2 separate regions of the Homo sapiens genome follow, and region 2 is linked to region 1. Evidence: chromatin contacts called from ENCODE Hi-C data. All regions are on one chromosome and are shown on one strand. Each heading gives the region's core, a stretch centred on a gene start or an enhancer-like site at or near the end of the contact. The rest is flanking DNA. Distances are from core to core; before and after follow the strand shown.

Region 1 (5,459 bases), core at 1,326-3,825:
ACGTGGAGCTGTCTGCCTACGTTCACTCTGTGGTCTGTGCCTTCTCCCTCCACAGGGGAGACTGTGCACGGTGGGCCAGGTGGTTTCAGGGAGTGGCAACCCAGGGGCAGTGGAAATAGCGTAGGCTTTGGAGTCAAAAAGACCTGAGTTTGAATATGGCTCCACATATCCCTGTGTGTTGCCTTGGCAATGACTTCGTCTTTCTGAGTTTCACTTATTTTATAAAAGGGGAATAATGTCCACTGTGAAGTTTGCTGTCATGTTTAAAAGGAGGTAATGTTTGGCCAGGCGTGGTGGCTCACGCCTATAATCCCAGCACTTTGTGATCACCAGGTCACAAGTTCGAGACCAGCCCGACCAACATGGCAAAACCCCTCCCCTACTAAAAATATAAAAATTAGCTGGGCGTGGTAGTGCACACCTGTATTCCCAGCTATTCTGGAGGCTGAGGCAGGAGAGTCGCTTGAACCTGGGAGACAGAGGTGGCAGTGAGCAGAGATCGTGCCACTGCACTTCAGCCTGGGTGACAGAATCAGACTCTGTCTTAAAAAAAAAAAAAAAAGAAAAGGAGGTAATGTTTGCAGACTGCCTGAATGCACAGTAGCTACTCAAGAAGTAGTGTAGCCCCAGGCATTCCGCTTCCCTGTTGGCGGGGACAAGGGGATCCATTTTTGTCCCTGTGGGGCCTAAGAAGGAGTTCATTCCCTAGTGTTCCTCAACTCTAGTTACATCCATGTGCCACCGATTTCCCCTTCTCTGAGGTTGCCCAGGGGATAAAGGGGGATTGGCTGTGGGAGGATGGCCTTTCTTCCCTGCTGTGCTGCTGGGGCCAAGAGGGGCCATATAGAAACTTGCTCAAGGTCTTCTTTGGCAGAATCTAGGTCCCTGGGTCCTCATCCTGCCAGCGGTGTGACCTGGGAAGCTTCTTCTCCTCTCTGAGCCTCAGAGTCCCCCTGAGATTTCACAGGATAACGATCTGCCTTGTCTGCAGCTTGGGGCTGTTGCAAAGACCCAGGAAAGCATTTTACACACAGCAGAGTCCTGTGCAAACGCCGGGAGTCATCACAATTTTCTTGTAAGCACCATTATTTTCTTAAAGAAACTTCAAGAAGTAAAAGAGCCTTATACTATATCTTGCAAAACAAATTTTTTAGCAGCAGAAAAAAAAATGGAGGAGAGGTTAAAAAGAAAAAAAAAGATTTGAGCCAACAGCTTCGGCTCCCTTGTCAGCCAACTAGAGGAAAGAAGTGAGTAACAGAGGTTTGTTTCCAAGGGAGCCTGTCTGAGCCAAGAAGAGCTGTTGCCAACCCAGCCGGGGCCTGAGGTCAAGGCCTCATGGGGGGCCGGCTGCCTGTTCACCCTTCCAGACCTCATTTCTCCTACTGCATGTTAGACCAGGGTGCTGGAGTCAGGGTGCCAGAGGGCCTCGGGGCCTGGCTTCTCCAGGCTGGATCTGCTTCTCTTCCTCCTCCACGGAAGAGTCTCGAGGGAGGGTAGGAAGGAGAAAATCCAAACCCCTTGCTGGGTGTATGTTTCTGAGGCTTAACCAGAATCTGTCCCGTGACTGCCCAGCTGTAAATCAGGGCCAGAGGGATGGTGGTGGGGACAGGGAGGAGACTGGGGAGTGTCTGGGGAAGGGCTGGGAGCCTTTGGGGAGGACCTGGGAGGTTAGGATGACGGCAGGAGAGGCCCCTTCTCTTGCTTTCTCTGCCTGCCTCCGAGCTGGCTCACCGACCGGGTGACTTCTGTCCCCTTTCCTTGTTTCTTGCCTTTCACAGCTGCCTCCCAGCTCAGGTTCCACAGCTGTCCCTGAAACACAGGCACAGCCCTTGGCACAGCCTCCCTTCCCCTCTTCCCCTCCTTGCCCTCCCCAGTGGGCCATCCAGGCCTGGGCTGGCTCTCGGGAGGCCCGCGCTCCCCGGGCTGCCTGTGGGTGATGCAGGGAGCACTGCTCTGCCTGGCTTGGGCTTCTGTGCCTTCCTCATGTTGCAGGGTGGGTGGGGACTGTGGCAGTGGGCATGCTGCCGAGTTGGGAAGTCCTGAAAACTTCCCAAAGCCCAGTTAGAAAGGAACGAGGGGGCGGACTTGGCCAGAACCCTTGCCGGGCAGCCGCCATCAGCAGCCACTGAAACCTTACCTGGCCCAGCCTGCGGCGCTGACTGATGAATGGGAGGCCAGCCAGGAAGGGGCTTCCTCCTGCCAGATGCTCCATGAGCACCGGCCAGGGGCTTTGACTGACGTGTCATTCCTTTTCACCAAGTGTTAAAAGATGAAGGAAGCTGGTGGAAAGACCTGGCTCCAAGACAGGAGGGCAGATGGCAGGCTGGGCACGTGTTTCTTCCCTGGCCTGGTGTGGTCACACCGTTCACCTATGCCTGGAGAGAAAAGGTCAGAGTCAGCCCTAGAGTCAGCCCTTCCAACCCCCTTATTTTACAGACTGGGAAACTGAGGCCTGGCAAGGGGAAGGGACTCACCCAGTGACTTCATGGCTCTCAGCCCTGTGCCATTTCTCTCACCCTCTGCTGTCTGTCACTGAACCAAGAACCAAGCAAGCCCAGACTGCCCAATGGATCAATGGATCAAAGGTTTGAAAATTAGCTGATTGGAGCCAGGGGCTGCATTTCTCAAAGAAAAAAGATATTTCATGATCATGCCAAAGGACCCTGGGGCCTGGCTTCTCCACTTCCCCGTTCCCAAGGGTCTCCTCCTTTCCCTCCCCTCCCTCCCTTTTTTTTTCTTTTCTTTTCTCTTCTCTTCTTTTCTTTTTGAGACAGAGTCTCACTCTGTCACCCAGGCTGGAGTGCAATGGCAGGATCTCGGCTCACTGCAACCTCTGCCTCCCAGGTTCAAGGAATTCTCCTGCCTCAGACTCCAGAGTAGCTGGGATCACAGGCACCCAACACCACACCCAGCTATTTTTTTTTTTTTGTATTTTTAGTAGAGATGGGGTTTCACCATGTTGGCCAGGCTGGTCTCTATCTCCCGACCTCAAGTGGTCTGCCCACCTCAGCCTCTCAAAGTGCTGGGATTACAGGCGTGAGCCACCACGCCCAGCCAGACCATTCCTTTCTAAGGCACGAGTCAGGATGGGCATTTATTGGAAAGGATTTTCTTATTCCAGTTAATTTCCAGATGCTGAAATTTCAGGTAAAATAATAAGGGGCAAGTTCTGGGCTATGAGTGAGTGAATGAGTGTGTGTGTGTGGGGTCACACGTGTGTGTGCTCAGACTCATTCAGGGTGGGAATCTTTTGGGTCACAAAGGGGCCTCATGGGCCTCTGCTTTCAGGATGAGCTGGTTGTTCCGGCTTCTCAGCCTCCTCCTCTCCCTGTAGCCGAGTGAACGTATTCTCCAGGACCTCTGTTTTCCTGGCAGCATCTCCAGTGGGGAGCGGAAAGAGGAGGGGAGTCGGGAAGACCTGGGGAGGGGTCTGAGAGGGCATTTGAAACAGGGGCTTCATGTGGTGGAAGGGGGAAGCGGAAAGACCATGGTGTTACTATTATTGTAGTTGCCAATGACACCCCACCCCCACCCTACCCCCACCCCACCCCCACCCCCACACTACCCCCACGCTATCCCCACCCCACCCCTGCCACTCTGCTGTGGCCCTTGTCATTTATCACTTATTCTGCAACAGCCTCTAGACTGGGGTCCGCACCGACAGCCTTCCCCCTTCAGCCCCAGGGTCCCTGGACTCCCCTTGCTGGCGTGATCTTGGGCCTAACAGATATTTTAGCCTTGTCTTTCACCGCCCCCTTGGCTTTTTGTTGCGATTGAACACTAACCATTCTGCAAACCTTCTCCTGGCCTCCTGGCCTCGGTGTTTCCCTTGCCAGCCTCTGCAGCCTTGGCTTGGCTCATGCTGTCCACTTCCTCCCTCCTCTCCAGCCACACAAATCTCCTTTCAGTCCTTGGACCAAGCAAGCTCATTCCCACCTCTGCCCCGCACAGTGGAAGATGTAATAGGAGTCTGGCGTTTCTCTGCCTGATGCCCCTTCCCACTAATGACCAACCCCCCTCGTCCTGCCTAGCTCCCACCTCTCCGTGCAGCTGAACTTCCCGTCTGCTCCCTTAGCTCCCTGCCACTCTCTCCTTTCATCTGCATGTCTCCCTTCACAGAATGTAAAACTGAAGTTTGAAATTGTCAGTAATTTCTCCTTCTTCACATGACAATGAACTCCTTGAGGGCAAGGCGAATCCTCATTCACTGTAGGCCTACCAGTATTTGGCCTTTAGCAAGCACTTAATAAAACATCTCTTGAGTAAAAATGATCTCTTTCTTACTGGCCTGAGAGTCCCTAAGAGGCAAGACCCACCTCTGCATCACCAGGCTATCCCCCACAGTACCCATCTCATAGGCTGTCCATAAATGCTTAGTAAATTGAATTTCAGTGATGCCACAGCTGGGGAGAGTCATCAACAGTGTCTTCTATTGCTAAACACCTCCCTGCTTGCAAAAAACTTCCAGGCTGTCTTGGGTAGCAACCATTCTTGGTTTTCAAAGGTGAAAAGCAATTTGCCACAAGCAGAGAATGACAAATACTCAGGATGGAAGAAGAAGGGAGGGAAGCAATTATGGGAGGCGGGAGGGAGGGGAGAGCAGGCTGTGAACCCTCTCTCTTGAGTGAGAAGGAAAACAAAGAAAGGTTCTTCTCAGAAAATCCCATTGGCTCTTTAAGGGACCAGGAAACCACTTTTGTCCTCTTTTCCCTGTGAAGTCTCAGGATCTGTGAGCACAAAGCCTGGAGGTGCCGGCAGGGACCTTGTGAGTCACCAGAGGGAGAACCTCGCATGGTTCAAAATGTAAGGTTTAAAAATATCTCCACCAATATTCATAATCCCCATGCACTCTGGGCCGCTGGCAATTCAACATGAAATTCTCTTTTGGTCATTCAACTATATTCTATTTGTTGAGCTCCTATTGGTGCCTGCTTTCCTGGTACTTAAATTTTCAGGTAAGGAGACAGATGAAACACACACAGAAACAAACAAGAAGACATCAGAGAGTGCTCTAAAGAAAATTAGCTTGAGGCAGTGATGCAGAGAGAGCTCAGTCAGGAAAGGCCTCCTGGAGGAGGCAACATCTGAGCGGAGGTGGAGATGCTCCGAGGAGCTGGCTGCAGAGACATGAAGAGCATCCCAGGCAGAGGGCACAGCACTGGCTCCAAGGTCTGAAGAGGGAGGAGAGAGAGAACCACGTCAGGTGGGTCCCAGAAGCAGCAGGTATCAGATTGGGCTTACCTCCTCCAACCTGTCATTCAGGTGGCATGGAGCTTGGTGAAAGTGAATGGGGACTCTGGAGACGTGGCTCTAGATCTAGTTCTGCCACTGATTTGTCCCAGGACAGGCCTTGGGCACGATGCTCTCCCGCTCTTGTTTTCTAGGTCCTGTGAGATACTGTCCTTCACTTCTTCCGGGTGACATCTGAGCACCTGCAGCCCTTCCCATGCACATCCATT
Region 2 (5,477 bases), core at 2,684-5,183, 410 kb after region 1:
GGCAGGGGAAGCACATCACTACGCGGTGCTTAGGGCCGAGTCTGAGCCAACCTGGGAGTGGCACTCAGCTCCCCCAGGCCCCCGAGATGCATGTTCAGCAGCATCCAGCGGCCTCCTGTGAAGCGACTGGGAGTCCACAGAGACAACAAAAGCAGATGTAGTGATGTGTAAACTTGAAGTTTCTAGAAGTTCCTTTGGGCCCCACCAAATCTCTGTGGCAATGAACCAATCCCACATGTTCCTGTGGGTAATGCTCCCAGAGGGCATGTGACTTTGGGCATCATTATTGGCTGAAAAAGGAAACTGGGGTAGTAGTTAGAGAGTGCTATGAACTGAATGTTGTGTGCCTCCCAAATCTGTACACTGAACTCCAAATCCCACTGTGGTGGTATTAGGTGAGGGGGCCTTGGGAGGTCATTAGGTCCTGAGGGTAAATCCCTCATGAATGGGATGAGTGCCCTCACACATGAGACCCCAGAGAGCTCTCTGGCGGTCTTTCTACCATGTATGGCTGCAATGAGAGGTCTGCAGCCTGCACCTGGAAGGAGGCCCTCAATGAACCTGACCAGACTAGCATCCTGTTCTCAGACTTCTGGCCTCCCAAACTGTGAGAAACAAGTTTCTGTTGTGTATAAACCATCCAATCTATGATAGTTTGTTATAGTAGCCAAACCGACTAGGACAGAGAGGATGTAAGGAGCCAGTGGAGGACTCTTTTAATGGAGAGACTACAGCATGTCTCAGGCTGAATGGTCCAGTAGGGAGAGCAAAAACAGTGCCCATGCATCACCCTGAGGTCTCACCCAACCCTGCTGGAACTGACTTTAGTGCCCTCTTCCAGTGTTCCCCGCATGACCTGGTGGGTGCACACCTGGCTGCTTGCATTCACACCGTCCCTCTCCACTTCTTCCTTCTCCCCAGCTCTCTTCCTGTCAACCCTGGCATTGCCTTTGTTGGCTACTGAGAGAAGACCAGAAATATCCATCTAGTCAGACTTGCCTGCTCCTGGGAAGAAAACAAAAATGCAAAGAAAAGGTTCTCAGGGAGATTGAGCCAACCTGGGAGTGGCCCTCAGCTCCTCCAGTCCCCAGAGACCCATGCTCTGCAGCATCCAAGGGGCTCCTGTGAAACTGTTGGGAGGCCAATGACACTCTGTCCCACGTTGTGGATCTATTTTGTGGTCTCTGTATCCTTCACTGCTTTTTGTGGACATTATTGTATTAGATTCCTTTGGAAATGATGATCCAGCTAATGGCCAGTTAGTAGGAAACATCACGACCCTCCCCCCAAATTCCAGCCTCTTGCTGAAAGGGTGGGGCCTGGGAAATCATATGGTATTGCTCCTGGTCACCACAGACCAGTGGTGGCTTTGGGCCAAATTCTGGCCCAGCCAATCCCCCCCACCTTTTTTTTTTTTTGAGAGAGAGAATTTGAGGTAAGAGACACAGAGACTCAGGTTAGGAGGATGCTTGAACTGAAAGGTCCTGAGACAGCAGGACAGGAGCTAGTACCATGCAGAACACAGCAGGAGCCACAGGCAAGCCTGAACTGTGGGAGAGAGAAAACGAAGGGCCTTCCAGAGAGGTCCAGTCTGCCAAGAGGAGAAGAGAGTTGACACGCAGAAAGAGTTAGGGGTGACAAGAACCCCCGTAGCCCCTTGAAGGACACAGAGAGGAGATCTTTTTTGTTCTTTTGTGATTCATCCTTTCTCACTTCCTGTCCTTGGAGGTCAACAACAGACCCCTGTATCCTTTTAATAATCCCTCTTTTCATTTGAAATTGTTCCAGAGGGTACCTGATCCTTGTTGCCAGCATGCCCTGAATAAGAAAAATGCTCAAACCAAACACTGAGTCTACTGAGTCTATGTGAATTAATTCTTGGAATTCCTTGGCTCAATTCAATAAACATTTCATGCACAATTTTTGTGTGCCAGGTGCTAGAGGCATTCTGAGAAAAACTGAGACCCAGGAGCTGTCCTCAGAGAGTCCAGTAAGATGTGGTCTGATAAGACATGTTTCCATATACCCAGAATACAAGGTAGTTTGCTAGGAGCACTGCAAGAGAAACGCAGATGGAAGGCTGGAGTGTGTACTGCCACTGTGGAAGCAGGAGGGGCTTGAGGGAAGAGGGCCTTCAAGAATGGGTGGAATCTAATATTGGAAAGGGGAGGAAGAGTGGAAAGTATAAGAATCAGAAGTCTGGTTGCAGGATGGGGCATGATATGGGTGGGACACTGTAAACTGCACAGCGTGGAAGGAATATGGAGTTTAGAGGAATAATGTTAGATGAGTCTGTAAGACGGGCTTGACTGGGATTATGAAGGGCCTTAAAGGTCAAGCCAAATTTGTTATCATAGAATCATAAGAAGGAGAAGAGCCTTAGCTGTTGTCTAGTCTAACTTAGGTAATTTGGTTCCAGTTCCTCTTAAGGTGGCCACCATGACAGACTGAATCTCAAGTACTCATCTGAGATACAGTCATTTCAATGGTAGTGACTCAGAATTTACTTTTCTTTTTTTTTACCCCAGCAAAATATTTATTTTAGAAAATAGGATTATATTATTTGTTGCTCTCCAACTTGCTTTTTTTGGACATCTTGGACATCTTTCTCTACCAGTACATATAGTTCCATTTCCTTCTTTTTATTTTATTTACTTTATTATTTTTGTAGAGATGAGGTCTTGCCATGTTGCCTAGGCTGGTCTGGAACTCCTGGGCTCAAGAGATCCACTCACCTTGGCCTCCCAAAGTGCTAGGATTACAGGCGTGAGCCACTGCAGATATTTTTATTTTTTATTTTCATTTATTTCAATAGTTTTTGGGGAGCACGTGGTTATTTGATTACATGGATAAGTTCTTTAGTGGTGATTACCGAGATTTTGGTGCACCCATCACCCAAGCAGTGTACACTGTACCCAATGAGTAGTCTTTTATCCCTCGTCCTCCTTCCCCGCTCCCCTCACGTCCCCAAAGTACATTGTATCTTATGCCTTTGCATCCTCATGAGATTACTTTTCTATCTTTAACAACTTAAGAGTTCTTTCCAGAAGAGTCCTCTTACTACGAGGAAGAGTGTTAGAGCACAGGGAACTGGGCCTAGAGAGTCTGCAGCAAATTGTCTCAAATAGCAGCTTAAAAAGGTAAGGAACAGAAAAGAAACACTCTCTATCTATGTGCTGGCCTCAGGCACAGTGCTTCTAGATGGTAGAACATCTGTGAAGTAGAAATTACAATCACTTTTCAGGTGAGAAAACAGGAGCTGTAGGGAGGAGTCGGACAGGTCCCCAGGCCCAGCAACTATACCAGGTGAGGCAGGAATGTGGCCTCGTGTTGACCAGATTCCACAGCCACGGGCTTCCATCCCTCTTCTCTGCTTGCTTTAAGACTAACCACCCTGGCTTCAAGTAAGTATCACTCACAAAGGAATTTCAAAAAGACATGCACATAAATTAATGGCTGATGGCTGTAGGTGGTCGTATGGGAGGAACCGATTATAACATTGTATGAACTTAGCAAAGCTCTAAACCATAGCACAGACATTTGGCAAAATGGTTACTCTTTTTCAATCATCCAAGGACTCAGTTTATAATAAGCCTTGAGCGAGTCCCTAAATTCCAAAGCCCTTAGCATCTTCCAGGACCCTCTTGAGACCACACAGTGCTTCCAGCTTCCGGAAACAGCAGATGCTATTGCTTCCATGAGCAATGTCAGCATTTAATACACAAGGGGGAACAGAGAAAGAAACCTATATGGATGGGGAGCAGGGAGGAGGGGCAGCACTGGATCCTCTCCTGGGCCCTGTCCAGCTCGACATTCCTGAACAGAGCGTGCTGTTCCCTCTCCTGATGTTGGCAGCTTAGAATGCAGGAGCCTTAGATGGGTGGCCTGGAAGGGAGGCCAGCAGGGAGAGGTGACCTGGAAGTGAGGAAGCTCAGGAGGGACTGATGGTAATTGGAGGGGCAGGCAGAGAGAGGCAGATGAAGAAACAGCCGAGGCCTGTGTGAAGGCTGGACCCAACCTGCGTCCAAGCAGAAAGTCCAGAGAACTTAGCACAGCTTCCAAAGCTTCAGAGTACATCAGAACTACTTGGGAAGTGCGTCAAACTCTGGTTCCTAGGGAAATCCTCAGAGATCCTGCATCTGCGATGAGGCCCAGAAGTGGTTTTTGTGACCAGTTCCAAGGCGACTTCATACAGGCAGTCCTTGGGGACACTGGTGACAGGATTTCCCTCTCTGGACCTTGGTGTCCTGCTCTGTAAATAAAGGGGTTTGTCAAAGACGGTTTCTGCTTTCTCTGTCAGCTCCAACATACAGCTTCTCAAAAGCTTCCAAAAATCCCCTTACCCAAGCTTGCAGCCCTCATCACCTGTCTCAAGATAATGGTTTCCTATTCTTTTTAATGTATAAGGCAGACAGGTGGTCATGTACCTGCTCAGCTCTTGAAAAGGACCTACATGATAGACTCTAGCAACTCCACCTCGTCTGCCCATTTTGGGGGAGAGTAAAGCCACGTCGTGTGCGTTCACATAGGCATCCAAATGGGACAGACTTCCTCTCTCTGGAGGCCGTGGCTCCAGGTCAAAACAAAACCACTTCCAGGTCTCAGGTCACAGGATCCTGCAGAATGATTTATTTAAGGAAGAAAGCTTCAAGGGCTCCAGAGAAATTAAATGTGTATATTTCCCCAGCAATTATGCACGTCCTTTCCCTTGAAAAATAGTTCCCATGCCCTGCCTGGAAGAAAAGCCAGATTCTCCATGATGCTGTGTTCCACAGGCTTCTAGAGGTGGGGGGGCTGTGATTTTCTAACAGGAGAAGCCACATGAAAGTCTTCAGCAGCTTTGCGCTGTTTCTGCTGCAGCACCTCTCAGGGCAGACTGGAGAATCAGGGAGTCTTGTCTGGAAAAACGAGACAGGCTGGGCCTGACACATTGATTTCTGGTTCAAGTTTCCCAGTGAAATGTGAAGGAGGAATTTTCCACTTCTTGTCCTGATTCACCTTGGCGAACCAGTCTTTGGAGTCCCAGACTGAGGCAGGGAAAATCTGTTTCAGGTGGATTTTCCAGCCAGACTTATACCCAAAGTGAGTGGTCCTCTATGCTGTTCCCAGTATCAGCTGTCTCCCGTTGGCCAGGAAACAACTCTGTCCCCCTGACTTCTGCTTTAGCCATCTTTCTCCAGGAGGAACCAGGCCAGAATGTTAGGACAAAAGAATATCATAGTGACATGTAAATCCTCACCCTTGGACAGAAACTTAACTGGGTGATACAGATTCATTTAATATGAACTGAATAGCTCATGCTGTTTTATGACAGACTTTGGGATCAAAATGTAGCTAAGACACAGCCCTTACCCTCAAGAGTTTAGACTAGTGGGAGGGCAGTTGGGCAAATATCAGCCTGAGCAGACTCGTATAAAAGCGACAAGAGATACAGCAAGATTGAGGAGAGAGGTTTAGGCTGGATGGCTTCAGAGAAT

What was found. Hi-C counts contacts between places; a loop is a spot of excess contacts on that map. Pooled maps may share reads with other maps.
Region 2: a loop to region 1 is called in a map of Right ventricle myocardium inferior, with 2.6 times the contacts of the local background. The contact joins the enhancer-like site here to the promoter of LINC02048 in region 1. A Hi-C loop is called at or near these places in 2 of 168 maps with a recorded cell type or tissue (Right ventricle myocardium inferior and endothelial cell of umbilical vein) and 4 of 50 pooled maps.

The regions. Positions count from the first base shown.
Region 1 is chr3:194,273,836-194,279,294 of GRCh38, reverse strand. LINC02048 (long intergenic non-protein coding RNA 2048) reads right to left here and starts at 2,575. Exons shown (of 3, transcript NR_183751.1): 1 at 2,475-2,575; 2 at 2,138-2,375; 3 at 1,136-1,809. RefSeq lists an enhancer at 1,447-2,646.
Region 2 is chr3:193,862,512-193,867,988 of GRCh38, reverse strand. No RefSeq gene overlaps it. Among named protein-coding and RNA genes, the nearest start is that of LINC02038, 21 kb to the right of the region's middle. Within about 2 kb of position 3,933, at least 4 of the 41 ENCODE cell types and tissues checked have a DNase peak (open chromatin) inside an H3K27ac peak, as active enhancers do.